2 separate regions of the Homo sapiens genome follow, and region 2 is linked to region 1. The links are chromatin loops, found by intact Hi-C in ENCODE. Cell type or tissue: B cell. All regions are shown on one strand.

Region 1 (8,000 bases):
CTGAGGATGATCAGGCAGGGGACCTGCTGCTGTTCCTTTGGAAGATTCCGCCAAAATTCAGTATTTCTGCTCTTTCCTCTGGTTTCTGGCCTGGGGAATCTAATGCATTCTGGGAGCCTACTGGGGAAATAGGACTGAAGTGGGGGTAAAGCTGCAAAATTTCGTTTAACCTTGTTTCTGTCCAGGGCCTCACCTCTACCCCAGCTGTGCCTGGCAACTCTGGGTTGGAAGCCAGCCTGGATCAGTTTCTTCGGAGGGTAAAACTTCAGGCTTCTGCTGGGGCAAGGAAGGCCTTGAGCTCAGGTTGTGTTGGGCAGGGATTTAACGACTCTTCACACAGACGTATCAAACCTTCTTCCTTCAGCTCCTCCAATTACCCCAACTTTCAGAGGTTCCTGGTCCTTCAATTCTTGAGTGTTTATAAGTGTCTGCAGCATGAATGGACTTGTTTCTTGTTGCCATTCCCATCTGCAGGCTTCCGACAGCGGAGAAAGTTGAGTGTTAATTAGGTTTTATTCCTTCTGTTAGTCCTCATGGTGCATATATTCTTATTACTTGAATACAAGTCCTGGTAAGTAGGTTCCCTGCATTCTGTTGGACCTGTTCTCACAACCCTAGGATGTAGGTACTATTATTAACCCCAAGTAGAGAGGAGGAAATGGAGTTTGAAAGTGGTAGGTAATCTATGTTAGGGCACACTGCCGTGGTTTGAACCCAGGGAGCTTGACCACCCTTTCCCTGACCACCATGTTAGGCAGTCTCATGGGGTTGCAAAACCAGAAGATGGGGGTCAAGGTGCTAGAGAAGAGTGATCCTGGAAGCTCCTCTGATTGTCTGCTATTGGCTTAAATCCTCTATTGAGTCTCATGGTGAAAATTTGTTACACAGAAGTTTTTGAGAACGCAGAGCACTACTATTGTAGGCGAGCTTTGATTCCCAAGCAGCACAGACTTTGTGGCCAGGCCAGGCACCTCACAAGGTGTCTGAGCTTAGACATGACCTGAAGAAGAAAGCGTTCTGAAATCAGGGGTTTTCAAATATACCACATATTAGAATCACCTGGGGAGCCTTTCACAATCCAGATGTTTGGGAGCCCTGCCTCCCCAAATCAATTAAATTAGAATCCTTAGGAATGGGACTTTGGAATCTATATTTTGTAAAGCTTCCCAAGTGATTCCAATGTGCAGCCAAGTTTAGAACCGGGACTGCAGACCAGCAGTTTGCAAACTGTAATACGCACCTGAATTATCTGAGAATCTTGTTGCAATGCAGATTCTGATTCACTAGGTACTATGGTCTGAATGTTGATGTCCTCCCAAAAGTCACATATTGGAACTTAGTCTCCAATGTTATGGTATTGAGAGGTGGGGCCTTCAGGAGGTGATTTGGTCAAGAGGATAGGGCCCTCATGAATGGGATTAGTGCCCTTATAAAAGAGGCTTGAGGGAGCCCTTTGCCTCTTCCACCACGTGAGGACACAGCAAGAAGGTACCGTCCATGAGGAATGGGCCCTCACTGAACGAGACACTGAATTTGCCAGCACCTTGATCTTGGACTTTCCGGCCTCCAGGACCGTCAGCAATAAGTTTCTGTTGTTTATAAATTACCTAGTGTAAGGTATTTTGTTATAACAGCCTGAACAGACTAAGTCACTAGGTCTATCCAGCTCCCAGGTGATGCTGCAGGTCCACGACCGCACTGCAGATAAAACGGGCAGGAAGTTATTTCCTCGGAGGCAGCATCTAAGGTTGGCATTGAGGTGTGAATTTCAAGTTAACGGTTAAATTTTTTTTTTCATAATTACTATAAAAATTCATGTATTGCAAAAAGGGATATAAATTCTATAACAGAGTTCATCTAAAAAATGTAAGGAGAATATTCATTAGCAAAGGCTTTATGCTTTTAAAAAGTAGATGTTACTGAAGATTTCATAAGAGAGGTGATGCTGGTTTCCACCTCACGTTAAGTTTATAACCCAAACAACCAGCTGAGAGCCCCAGGCATCCCCAGCCTCAGGACATCCAGGGGCCACTGCACCTCTCTGTGGCTTTATGTCCACTCAGCTCTTCCAGCCACTTTTTCCTGCTGAGTCCCCTTCAAGAGCAACACAAAATACCTCCCCTTGAATAAAAAAAGAATAACCTACTCTCTCCCTTAGAAGCACCACCTTGATGTTCCAAACACAGATCAATGCCTGTTCTCAAACAAAAGCAGTACTGTTTCTTAAAGGAACTGTGATAAGTTAAATATTCCTACTTCATTAGACCATGAGAAGAAATCTAGGTTTACAAAAATAATTACGTTTTTGTGTGTTTCTATATGATGGCTAAAGAATTCTAGATGGACCCCAAGGGGTCCAAACATTCAGGGAATTTCTAGGGCTATAAAATAACCTGTATTTATTTATCTCACTTTTCTCCCATCCCCGCCTGGCTTCTCAAATTCTCTTTGCTTTTCTCCACCAGCAGACACGGGTATCACATATCAGAGAGAAAGAATAGTTCCAGAGGAAATCTGTATTGTCCTTATTTCATAAATTGGGTTTAATAATTCATCTAAAAGAGAATTTTTAGCAACACGGTTTGCATAGAAAAAGAGAACATGCCTTCCCTAAATAGACATCTGTTACTCTTGCTGCAACGCTGAGTGGGGAGAAAAAAGGCCAGTCGGGTCCAAGTGCATCTTTCAGATTCACTAAGGACATCATGGTCTCCAGTCCCTTAGGCAAAAGTGATTTTAGAGCACGCTGTGCAAGGAAAGGAATTTAAACCACACCTGAAAAGTCTCCTCTTTGTCACTGCAGAAATTTACCTAGAGGTCATTGTGACAAACATGCCTATTCCTAAAACATCTGCAGATTATATGTCCGTTCATTTCCTGGTCATAAAATGCCACCTGCCTAGACCCCCCACTGTTGCCTCAAATATCAAACCAATGTTGTCTTGTGGGGCAGACGGTGGCAGGTTTGGGGTCTGCAGGTCTCCACATGCACACACAAAGCTGTTTAGAACGTCAAGAAAATCAGTCATTCACACAGCTGCGCTGCTCATGCGTGACAGGCTGACTTTAAATATTTGTCACTCCAACTAGCTGACATAGGGGGAGGGGAAGCTGGTAGAATGAAAGGGGAAGAAAATTAACAGAAACCCTAATTGCCCAGGTTTGCTGCCTTGAATATTTCTGCAGTAGCTCTGCGGCAAGCAGCACCATCAACGTTTTCAGACCTGACAATGGGAAAGTTGCCACGGAGTCAAAGACCCAGCCAAAGAGGCAATTAATACCTCCTTTTTTATTTTAGAGACATCATCTATCTCTCTGCCCTGAAAAAAAAAAATGGCTTGAGAATTCTTTCCTAGTTCCTTTTTCCAAAGTGCCCTTATTTTACCACGTCCTTTGCTGAGTCTTGTGCAGTCCTGGGAGCATCTGAATAAACTGAATTTCCCAAATGTTTCAAGTATCTGCAATCATATAAAGTCTTTCTCTTGAAACTTGGCACAGTCTAATGAAATAACTGAGGTATTTTTTTTGAAGGCTGTATTTTGTTTATTAAGAAAGATTGCCTGGAGCAATAACACCCAGAATTGAGAAAGAAAACGGGCACACTTATTCTACTTGGAGGTGAGTGTACTGAGCCCACCCTTCTAGATAATAGTTTGACCCCTTTAAAAGTGTGATGATCTTTGACCTGGCAATCCCATTTGTCCCAAGGAAATAGTGTGTATAAAAAATTGCTGCATTCTGGTGTCCATCATTTATAATAGCAAAAGTTGGGGAGCAACTGAAAAGTCAAAAAATAAGGCTAGTGACAAGTTAAGTCATGGCAAATTTGTATAATGAAATACGGTGTAGTCATTAAAAACATTTGTAGTAGAATATTTGATATGGGGAAATGTTCGTGATGCATTATTAAATATAAAAATTATAAAACACCATGTACATTATGATACTGTTTTAAATTTCTTTTAATCAATTTTGTGATAGTATATGCTTAGAAAAAAATCACTAGATTTTCAACAACGTATAGTATTATGGGGTGGAGAGCTGAGATTATGGGGAACTTTTAGTTTCTTCTTTGTCCTTTCCTGTATTTTCCTACTATAATGCATCACTTAAAGTCAGGGAAAAAAAATCAGAAGTGTGATCAAAGCTTATGTTTTGTCACATTTAAAAGATGCTACGAATCAGTTTAACATGCCAGTGCCCTTTATTTGATAAAGTACCATGTGTGAGATCCCACTTTGCCACGCCAAAGTCAATGACTCTGATGTTTTCCGTGCCGCTGAGTCACACGGTAGGCTACCTCTGGGTTTTCGATGAACTGAACTGTTATTTCAGAGGGAGGGAGGCGAAAAGGATTCATTATTCAATGCGTTTCAAACCGGAGTCCAGGGGGGCGGGGGGGGGCGGGCCTGCGTTTAAAAAATAACGCGTAATGGAGTTAAGATGCAGATTCTGGAGCCAGACTGTCTGAGTTCAAAGGCTCCTAATAGCTGGGCTCCTTAACCTCTCTGTGCCTCACTTCCTCGTCCGGAAATTGAAGCTAATAAGAGCACTGACTTCCCTGGGCGGCGGTTGAAGGCTACCTGTGTGGATCTGGGCACAGCGAAGAGCGGAGCCTTAACAGGGTGAGCACGCCGGTTGCGCGCTCTCCAGAGCAGCCCAGCATCTCCCGCCAGCCTCGCTGCCCGCTCCGCCCCGGCGCAGGGGCCCCAAGCCCACAGGCAACGCCAGCGCGCTCCCAACCGCTGGAGACAGAAACAATGTGCGCGCGCACACGGCCCACGTGCACGCGCGCACGCCCACGCGGCATACAGGCGCGCACGTGCACACGCGCGCCTGCACAGCTCTGCGGCTCTGCTCCGGCCCCACAGGCCCATCTTAAAGTGTTTCGTGCTCTAACTTACCAAACACGTGGCAGCCGGCAGAACGAAAAGGAAAATAAATGAACTGCGACGAAATAAAGCAGGCCTTTCCGCAGTCGGCCACGTCCAACAGCCACTTGGTTCCTAGCGCTTTCTCGTTACCCGGCTTGGGCAAAGCCAGGGAAGAAGGGGATAGGACATAGGGATGGGTTAACAAAGCGGGAGCAACAGACCAAAGTAACCTCCTTGTATTGCCCCCCACCCCTCATCCCCTGGGGACACCGGCCTGGCTCCCGTGGGACCAGCATCGCCATCCCTGTCCCCTGTACGAGACTCTCCGCTGGGCCGAGGGCCGGGCTTGTGTTTGGGAAGGTGGGTGCCAGGGCCCGTGCTCAGCGACCTTCCAGAGCAACTGCATCAAATGATGCTGGCTTTCTTCCCAGCCAGTCCCCAGCCACACCCATAGGGGACAGCAGTGGCAGCCCGGGACTCTATTTCCTGCCTACCCCTGGACAGGAAAGCCACCCGCAGGCGCCTTCACCTTGGTCCACGTCTCACTCGGATGATTCAACAAGGCTCTTTGGGAAAAAAAATTGAATTCGCCATTGAGAACACACATAAGAAACCAATAATCATTTTTGGTTTTTATGATGGAAACAGGCACAAAAATCACAATTTTATATAGGTTCAAGACTGCTTCCTCTCAGCAGCCCAGAGCTCTTTAAAGTAAAAATAAAAATAATCTTTCAGGTTTTTTTCTTGTGTATCTTATGGAATGTATATTAAAGTCCTGAATGCTAAAACTCCATTGAAATTTTATTTGGTTGGTGCAAAAGTAATTGCAGTTTTTGCCTTTTTTTAAAAAATTAAATTACTTCTGCACCAACCTAAGTAGTCTTCATTATCAAGTGAATTTCACCAACTGAACAGACTTTGAAAGAAATAGACACAAAAGGAAAAATCAGCAAACACGAATATTAAAAGTCTACTATTTAGTAGCTACTGATCCTGTTTGAAATCAATTCCTCTCTTTTTCTTCATACTGTCTCCTGGCCTCCCATATACTAGAGTTTTATAGACAACGTGGTCGCCCTCTGGAGCTGATTTGACCCCACTCCTCTTTTGGCAAAATTTTTATTTGCATTTCCCTTGTGCTCCCAACAGGTCTGTATATTAACAACATGCCTCGTTTTTGGCACAACAGCCTCATTAATTATGTCAGCAAAGAGCTGGCACTAGGGCTCCTCAGTGCCTGGTAATTCCCATTTCCTCACTGCTGGCTTTGCTGCCTCTGAACCACCAACCATCAGCAGCCCTCATTTTCCCTCTGCCTTCCCAGCCCCCTTCCTCACCTCCATTCTCCACGCCCCTCTTCCTTGCCCACTTCCCAATACTGCAAAGAACAGAACATGAGGTCCCAGAAGAATGACCCAGCAGAACTCTACTGGTTTTATTAATATGATTATTACTTGGCCTGAAAGTGGTAGATTTCCTGGATCCATATCCCAAGTCCTTCTGGCCCTCTTTGATAAGCTTTTAATGTTGATGATGATAACAATGGTTATCATTTATTGAGTCTTTACTATGCACCAGCCCCTGTGCTTAAAAAAAAAGATTACCTCCTGTAATCCCTAAAACAGCTCTAGAGACAGCTAGCATCATTAATACCATTTGACAGATTAGAAAACTGAGGCTCAGAGACTTAAGGTCACAGGACCAGAACTGGAAGGGCTAAGGTTGGACTTAAATGTGTCTACTGTCACCACTGCACGTCAGGACATTAGGTGGTCTCTTCTCTCACAACATGAAGCAATGCTAGCAAAAAGTGGCTAGGCGCTCAAGAGGTGTGAAACTTGGAAGTTACTCTAAAATGTTAAATGGCAGATAGTGCAGTGGCCTTACAAAATATCAGAAAAGCCATCTTTAAGAGTGTCAGTTTGTCAAAACAAATTATTGTCAAAACAAGCACAACAAGGAAAAACTGATTATGTTTTGTTTTGCTTTGTTTTCAGTTTCTCAAGCTTGCAGTAAAATGCTGAGATTCTGGCCAGTAATTTCCCCTTCAGACCTAACCTGCCTTGCCCAATGACTAGGTAAGTAGGACACAAGCAGTTGTATTCTCATATATTACACCTAATTTTACACCATTGGCCAGACTACCACTTTCCCTTCCCAACTGCATTTGGTATCTGGGTCGACATCCCAGGGAAAGACTTTTAAAGAACTCAAGGCTCACCTCCCACCCCCGAAGACCTGCAGTGGCTGCCATATGGAAACAACTCCGTGGTCATTAGGAGTCCCTTGACTAATATGAGTTCTCAGCCATTTTTCAAAACATTTTAAAGTGTTGATTTTATACCAGGCACTAGACCCAGGCACTGTGGATAAATAAGTGTGGTCTGTATTCTAATTTCACTTAAAAATTAATGTTTTAAAATACATTTGAACAGCTGACTCATGGGACAGAGAGAAACCAGGGATGCAGGACAATTCATATCACGTTTAAGAAAGCTAATAGCAGAAAGGATCCAAATGCATTCTGAAAAAAGAAGAGACATTAAGGACCGGATTTTTTCATTGTTTACCAAAAATGAAGAGATCTTCTCAGGAATGCATAGGACAGGTTTCTTGTCCATGCCACAGGGCAAGGCAAATGGTTTATCATAGCAGCTAAATTACATTATTTTCAAAAGTTACCAAAAGAGTACATGCTTGATATGAAAAATTCAAGCCCTATAGAAACATTAAAAGGTAGTAGCCCTTTTACAGTATTAAAAGCAATAGCCCTTTCACAGTCTCCCCGGCTACAATTTCATTCTAGGGATAACTACTGTGAACAGTTTAGTGTTGAATCAAAGGAGTCTAGGCTTCTTTCCTGAATACGACAGAAAAAAAATATCCTAAGGAACATGACCCAGAGGAAAACTGAGTTCACAGAACTTATGGAGTCTCAGCTACTGGGTTTCAAGATCCTTACTAGTGGGGTAGCTTATTCATGCCTGATCCTTGACTTCTGTTATCTGCATCGTAAAAAAAAAAAAAAAAAAAAAAAAAAAAAAGCCTAAGATGGATAACATTTGCATGTGATTATCCAGGACTCAATGACAGTCAACAGGCAAACTACCATTCCATCCTCTG
Region 2 (8,000 bases), 150 kb after region 1:
TAGGTCCTTGGGAGAAGCTGTAGGTGAAGATCGGGTGAGTTGTGTAGGGGGTAGGGATGGATACATAAGAAAGCTAGCTTTCTGTTAGAGGAGAGGGGAAATGGATGCTGAGTAGGAAACCAACCCAACAGTGTCTACCAAAGGAAAGACTGTCAGAGGTGAGATCCAAGTGTAAGGGACTGTGTGTTTTAAGTGGAAACCTATGTCATCAGATTGCTTTTTAAATAATTGAATGAATTTACATTTCCACCCGTGATGTTGAGCCATACCCAGCCTGACCCACCAGCAGTGGGATTTCTCACCTATCAGATTGGTAAAAATTAAAAAGAGTGACAGCGATAGCATATCGTTGCTGTGACTTGCGTTTCCCTGACAACCCCTAAGGTTGGGCATCCTTCCTTGTGTTTGTTGGCCATTTGAATGTGCTCTTCTGTGGACTATCAATTCATGAATCTTGCCAAAACAAGAATTCTTGTCAAGCTTTTAGACTGCATAGGATTTGAATATGTTTTAAAGGCATTCTCTGAGCTGGGAGGTGAAAAGTGATTATCCATATCTGGAAGCAGCTTGGTGTGTTGGTAAAAAGAATTATTCAACAACCAAGATACCCAAGATTCTTATCCTCGGTACTCTGCCCTGGTCACTTGTCACATTAGGGAACCGAGGCCCAAAGAAGGAAGGCATTTTACATATGCCTATATGTAAAATGAAAGGGCTGCACCGTTATTTGTAAGGGGCTTTCCAGCTGTGGTACTTCGTGCTACTGCTTTGGACAGGATTGCAGAACTCTGTCTGCCCTTGACTCTCTGGAAGTTCAAGTCTTCCCCTCCTACCTTGTAGTGATCCCTCACTGAATAAGGTGATCTCTGTGACTGGAGCCCACCATTCTGGGCAAACTGGAGTCCTTGACTCAATCTGTAGTGCTCAACTGGGTTTTTGTTCCATCTTGGATTTCTTAGTCAGGAAAAAAAGCTTTTGTCCATTTCAGCCTCCTCTCCTTGCTCCAAGTTGTTCCATGTAGGGTACAGGTGGGAGATTCTGGTTCTGGAGGTAGAAGAGAACTTTATTTATATTTTCAAAGTAGCCGTATAAAAGCAAAGCCTGACTTTAGGGCCAGTGTTTGATGTCAAAGCAGCAAGGCAACAAACTTTCATTAAGTTACCTCCAATGTTTACTTGCGAATTTTGGAAGAAGCCTGCCAGTGTTTGAGGATTGTAAAAATCCACTTGACATCATCTTCATTGACATCTGGACGGGCAAAACGCAGGTTATGAAAGTCAGCTGGCTGGCACATGCAGGGTGAGTGTTTGGGGCTGGATATGATGAGGGGATTTCGCTGGGTTAGGAAGCTAACTCTGGTGCTTCTGAGTACCTAGAAGCGGGCAGTAGAGAGCAGAGCACCAGCTGTCCTCTTCTCCCCACGTGGCTATGTGTCCAGGGCACATTAAATGATGGGCCAGTCCTACCAAGGGTAACTCCTACCTTCTTGCCTCCCACAGCCGCTAGACACAGCCCTGCTTTTGGTATAGGGACTTCATGGAGTTGAGCCCTTTCTGCAGCATGGAGAAAACCTTCCTCAGAGTTCCTACCTGTTACTTTCCTACAGACTAGAACATGCAGAGAATTCCAGTAATTTCCAACCCATAAACCTCACCACCCTGTAGCCAACATGCAAACCTCCCTTCTTAGTGTCACCGAAGCATGCCACTCAGAATGGCAGATGGCAGGTCATTCCAACCAATAGGCGTGGGTTTCTGGGCCAGAAACTCTGAGGAATATGCTGCCTTTTCCTTAATGGCTATAAGGACAGGGGAAACCAGAGAAGTCGTTTTTGTGGTATTTCATGAGCATGCACGGTGCTGTTATTTTCCTGGTTTTAACATAATAGGACTTGTTGCTTTATGTTTTCATATATTCTTCTTGAGAAATCAAAGTCATTCTTTGTATACAGTGGTTTCCATTGAAACATTATCCAGCACACATTTCTAGACATCTGTAGTCAGTTTCTCAAGGTAGTGTTCAGTTATGATACCCATAAAAAGTGAGACCCCTTTAACTTGGTTCTCTCCAAAGCTTAAACTCATATTGTTCACTATAACAGATGTCCACAGAGTGTGCACCATGTCCAGATAGCTGTGCTCAGCACTGGATTAATTCTGATCAATTAAAAGGTGATTCTGCCCCATTATTAATGATTTAGAATTTGATATCTTCATATAGAAGAACAAAGATTATATTTTAACCTATCTTAGCAGATACATTATTTTTGGGTATTTTCTTTTTTCACATTGGTAATCTTTTTTTTTCTTTTCAAATCCAGTCATGCTTTAAAAAAGTAAGGAAGGAGGCCAGGAGCAGTGGCTCACGCCTGTAATCCCAACACTTTGGGAGGCCAAGGTGGGCGGATCACCTGTTAGGTCAGGAGATTGAGACCATCCTGGCTAACACGGTGAAGCCCCGTCTCTACTGAAACCCCGTCTCTACTAAAAATACAAAAAATTAGCTGGGCGTGGTGGTGGGTACCTGTAGTCCCAGCTGCTCTGGAGGCTGAGGCAGGAGAACGGCGTGAACCCAGGAGGCGGAGCTTGCAGTGACCTGAGATCTGGCCACTGCACTCCAGCCTGGGCGACAGAGCGAGACTCCATCTCAAAAAAAAAAAAAAGTAAGGAAGGAGACTCTGTGTCCTACTTAAAACCACCTCTAGTTTCCTCACTGCCTGCAGGGTAGAATGAAAATGCCTTAGCTTGCGTGGTGCTTCCCAGGCAGGCAACCTTTTCCTTTGGGCCTAAGCACTTTGGACTTGTCACCCTTCCCAGTCACACTGTGCTTCTGTGCACCCCACGAGCTGATTGCTGTGCTGGGAATGGCCCTCCAGCCCCAGCTGCACAGGCTGACCAGTTCCCTCACCCATCACTACCTGGCCCCAAGGGCCAGGCCCCCACCGAAACCTTTCTGCACCCATGTTAAGCATTCCTCCACAACCTCCTGCAACGTGTTCAGACCCTCGTGAGAGCACCCTAGGTTGATGTTCTCTGCTCACCTTCTTTTTTTCTCACTGGTCTGTGAGCTCTTTGAAGTTAGAAGGCATCATTACTTTCATCTGTCTTTCCAGCATCTAGTAAAAATAAATAAATAAATAAAGCCTCTAAAACAAACCACTAGAACATATAGGCTTACGTCTGTACCTCAATAATGAACTCCAGGCTATCAAGTGATCATTCGTTTGCTCATTCATTCTTCAGCAGAGGGACTGTGTTCTTGCTTTCTGCTAGCACTGGATGTTAGATGAGGTGCTGGGAACCCCAGACACTCTTAGAGCTTCTACTTGGCAAAGATGGAATTGAAGGTTAACAGACATTTTATGAGACTTGGTTTTGGAGTCACATTAGTTTAGGGTTGATTATTTTTTAAACTTCTAATCTCCCCAGAATTGAACTTAATGAGCTATCCCCTGTCACTCAGAACTTGTTTGGAGGAACTAGAAAACCATGCAGATTCTCAGCATTTTTTATTCACGATTTTAAAGGCAAATCTGGATGTGGCATTACACCGAGGTGTTTTTAGCTTTCCTGAATGTCCTAATTGACATCAAATTTTTATGAAAACATTCCAAAACCTATGATTATTATTACTCTGACCACTGTTTATATTTGAGTGCTGAGCAGAAAAAGAAGAATCACCAAAGCTTTTCTATTTAGTCATCTTCTAGACAAACCATATGAAAAAATAGGGAAGTGCTTCATTCGCAGAGGTTCCTTGGCCCTCAGCCAACTGTGAAGTCCCCAGTCACAGCCACCCTGAGCCTCTCTGTGGGAAGGGACTTTCAGCCCAGGAAAGAATGAGTTCCTGCTGGTGACCTGCCAGGTGCAGATGGTTGAGTCCACTGTACACATCTGGTTGGGGGTTTCCAAGGTGCTGGCTGGTGGAGCCCTTATGCATGCGAGGGGGTGAATGGTGGAGATTTCTGGATCCCTGCCCAGGAAGCCTCCCAGGTAGCAAATTAACATCAGCCATATTATGCTGGCCACTTTTTTCTCTCTGGTGTTTAAACTCTAGATCTCCAAAGTCAGGCACACACAAGATAACCCAGTGTGGTACAGGAAAAATACAGACCATTGGACTAGAACAGTTCCATTCTCATACATTTGATAATGGACTTAACATGTAAGTATACATGCACCCACTTTATGAATAAATATGCGTAAGTCTGTGTTATGATTAGTCTCTTTTACCATTGAGGTCATGTGCTCAAACAAGTTTAGAGACTCCTTTGTTAGCCAGTCACCATTAATATAGAACAGAAAAGATTAATTTTTGGTGGAATGGATGAAAATATTAAGAGGTTTCAAACTAAGTATCAATTTTATAATCAATTGTAGAGATTCCTTTGTTAGCCAGTCACCATTAATATAGAACAGAGAAGATTAATTTTTGGTGGAATGGATGAAAATGTTAAGAGGGCTTCAAACTAAGTATCAATTTTACAATCAAGTATGATAATCTTCCTTGCAGCATTGTATGGTATGTTGGTGTGAACTTGGTAGCCCTTGGGTTATTTCCTGCAGAAGTCTAAGGGTGTGAGATGTAACATTTTCCGTATATTGTTAGCCTCTGTATGTGCATAATAGAGTGAAGAACTTCCTGAAGGGGGTACAACACAGCTAGTGTTATCATTCTATATCCAAAAATGGCAGAGGGAGAAAGTCAAAGGGACCACCATTAATATTTTGCTGTTTCAGTATTCTTTCTATAAGTATTTGCATACATTTTTGGTTTACTAAATTATGATTATGTTGAACAGTGTTTTATAATCCAGTTTTTTTCACTGTGTATTTTTCCTTGTCAAAGGGTGAGAATAAGACAATAGATTCATGATTGTGAAGGTCATTTTCGGTGGTTCGACCTCTTAGTTCTGAGACTCAGCCCCTGGAAAGTCTGCCCTTGTTGCTTGCACTTGCTTTGTAAATCCAAAAACCCAACTGCTTTGCAGGCAGAACTACAGCCTCCACATGCACCATGATTCAGGTAGACCAGGAGTGCCTTCTCCTTTCTGTACTAAAAACACCTGAGAAAACCATATTGAGAGGAGAAGGCTTTGAAAGATGCATAGACTTGACCTGAACCTGGAAGTCCTCCCAGCCAGGTGGGACCTTAGGATCCCCAGGCTGAGCTGTAACCAGCTGTGCCAAGCAATGACCTACTTCTTCCAGTTCCAAGTTCTCCATCAAAAGAATTCTGACTGCTTCAGAGAAAATTCTTGTCCCTCTACCCCCACCACAGACATAGGCACTAGGTAATATTGACATGTGAAATAAACTTCCATGGGTATCCTTTGATTCCAACAAAACTAAGAACAAACATCTTGGATATGAAAATAAAGCATGAAGGTACTTAGTAACTGCCACCAGTATTAATAGGACACGATTAATGGGAACCACTAAGGGCCATGGCATAGACAAAGTAGGCTGCCCACCATGAGCAGTTCCCTGGCAGTCACCAAAATTCACCCCCTTTCCCACTCCAGCAGGCTCGTCGGAATGCAAGGGATGTGATTATATGGGTAGACTTGGCAATGATATTTTTAGAAGCCAATCTTATTCTTAAAATTTTAACACGTTATTACCTCTTATTAGTTTCAAGTTACTGTGTGATACAGCACTGTGCCTAAAAAATCTGGCTGTGAATGATATCTTCTGATTACTGGTGTCCACTGCTGATTCTCTGTAACCAGTGAAACCTGCTCCATCTCCATAGGGGAGGGCTTAGGACCTGGAGAAACCTTGCTAGATTTCTGCAACCTAGCTGGGGTCCAAAAGTATTGTTAGCATCCACATTTTTTATATACCGTTCAGTTAACAGCATGGACATGTTTGTGGAAAGCTTCAGATGCCCATTCCTCTGTTAAGCATCAGGTTCCCCGGATCAAAGGGGTAGGAGGGTCTTATGCAGTCTTCAGAATGGTCTCTGGGTTCCACCTTTATTAACCAAGGGAGGCTTGTGGCGGGGGTCGAGGAGGTGAGCCAGCCACCACACAAGCAGTTTTAGACCCTGTGTGACTTCCTTAGTTATCTGTGGAATGCAGTTTGGCAGGAAGGTTCTGGCTTGCAAATAATTCAAGTTTTATCAGTCATCTCTAGTGGCCAGTCCCTCCATTTTAATCACTTTAGAGCAACCCAAGAGGTCTTTGGTGAATGGTCATTTCAGTTCTTTGTAAATACTTCTGAATTGGAACATTTCTGTATGAACAGCCCAGATAAACAAAGGGCCCAGTGTATTGGGTTTTGTTGGTATTTTTACCAAGTTTGTTGAGCCAGCCTTCTTCATACAAGTCCATTCTTGGAATTCTAAACATGACTAATGGCAGACTTCTGAATGCTACCTATAAGCACAAAGCTTTTGTAATTGACTTTCTTTAGCGGTGACCCTAGGCTTGTGGTCCAAAAGCTGTTGATGAGGAAATTGCTTTCTGGGTTTGGCCTGGGGGATTTTCCTTGTCACAGTAGGGTGTGCAGAAGTGAGTTGCTGCCTGAGATCAGTGTTAGGAGGTTTGAGGTTGCATCTGATTGATTAGTAATGTCTTCCATGGGCATAGGTGGGAGTGATGACCTGCTCTCAATCTGTCACCCCACAGGCAACCTACCAATATAAGGTCTTACCCCACCAACACTTGAAGCCAGCCACTGGGGACTTCACAGCACCTTGGTGAGGGGTCCTGTTAGTGAGGGACTTAACTGAGATTACCAAAAATGAACCTCTGACCTCTGAGCAATGTCTGGCCAAAGCATTTCTTCTTTCCCAAATGGAAGATGCCTTTTCTACCTTGGAGCCTGTTTGCCTGGGTTTTCAAGGTCATTTCAGTAGTGCAAAAACTCTGCAGTTCTGTGAAATGTCTTCCAGATCCAAGCACTGAGTTGATTGGTGTTCTGTAGGCAGAACTGTCGGGTTTGATCAGGGCTTCCCCCACAAACCTTTCTCCATCAAAGATAAGAACTTTAATACAGATTAAACCCCACAGCAGCAAATTCCAGGAGACTCTCTAGGTTCATCACTTGTATTAGAACATGATGGCATCAAAGTATTGACCGGGGCTTAGAGATGTTAAACAGAGATCTTCTGGTAATAGTTTTTATAAGAGGATTTGATTTGGGGATAAAATTGATGATTTTGGCCAACTTGTGTCTTTGCTCTAACTTCTTTAAAACTAGAGTAAATAAGTAGATATTTTTATTTTATTTCCTTGTAATAAATATTTTTACATATCATTATATAAAGTCCCTTTTGGCTCTTGTCAGATTTTTCCTGCTTTTAAAGGAATTTTATCTATAATTTTATTCAATGTTATTTTTCAGTCTTCACACTTTAAGGATGACTTAACTCTTACAGGTTGGAATGCTTAATCCAATTTCAAATATCAACTTTAGTCCACTCAGAAATCAACGTGTCATTCAACCACTGAGATTCACATGTGAAAATGTAAGAGCTAACGGTGGAAGGGCGTCTGTCTACATGTGCGCTCTGTGGACCACGCTAAGTGGAGATTACCGGAGTGTAGAGAAGAGAGCATTTGGTGGGGACATTGGCACCCTCTGGGCATTTTTACATTTCTGTGACATCCGCACTGCCGCATGTCACAGAGGGGCAGTCAGTCAGCACGAGGTGCTGCAGAACAGGCCATCCTGAGCAGAAAGCCAAAGTGGGCCCATTTGTTTCTTGGGACTTTCAAAGGGCACAGCCCCCACCTTTAGAAGTAAGTCGTTTGACTTGCTGGAACAATGGTGTGCAAAGAACCTCGCTGTTCAATCGGTGCAGTGCGATGCCAGGGGCTCAGCTGACTTAAGCACTGTTGAGCTGCAGCCCTGACACCACTGTCTGTCTTCTGTCCCTCTCTGCCGGCCTCTCCCCAAGCTGAGCGCAGTGTCCTGCACCTGGTGAGGCCTCAATACATTTTTGTTGAATTGAAATGGGTCCTTCATTGCTGGTCCTTATATCCCTACCCCGGG

The links. Peaks named below come from ENCODE experiments on the same cell type or tissue, not always from the same donor. Only the 100,000 strongest peaks of a DNase experiment are listed, where the experiment ranks them.
Region 2: a loop joins it to region 1, with 5 times the contacts of the local background. A loop is called at or near these places in 2 of 110 quality-filtered maps.

What each region holds. Positions count from the first base shown.
Region 1 is chr3:43,889,651-43,897,650 of GRCh38, forward strand. All of the region lies in intron 1 of LOC107986081 (a long non-coding RNA gene), which reads right to left. Among named protein-coding and RNA genes, the nearest start is that of ABHD5, 200 kb to the left of the region's middle. In B cell, no CTCF peak of the experiment used is centred here; DNase peaks (open chromatin) are centred at 3,091 and 4,711; H3K4me3 peaks cover 2,138 bases; H3K27me3 peaks cover 675 bases.
Region 2 is chr3:44,042,227-44,050,226 of GRCh38, forward strand. All of the region lies in intron 2 of LOC124909489 (a long non-coding RNA gene), which reads left to right. Among named protein-coding and RNA genes, the nearest start is that of MIR138-1, 68 kb to the right of the region's middle. RefSeq lists an enhancer at 3,757-3,996. In B cell, no CTCF peak of the experiment used is centred here; DNase peaks (open chromatin) are centred at 725 and 3,825; H3K4me3 peaks cover 479 bases; H3K27ac peaks cover 2,659 bases.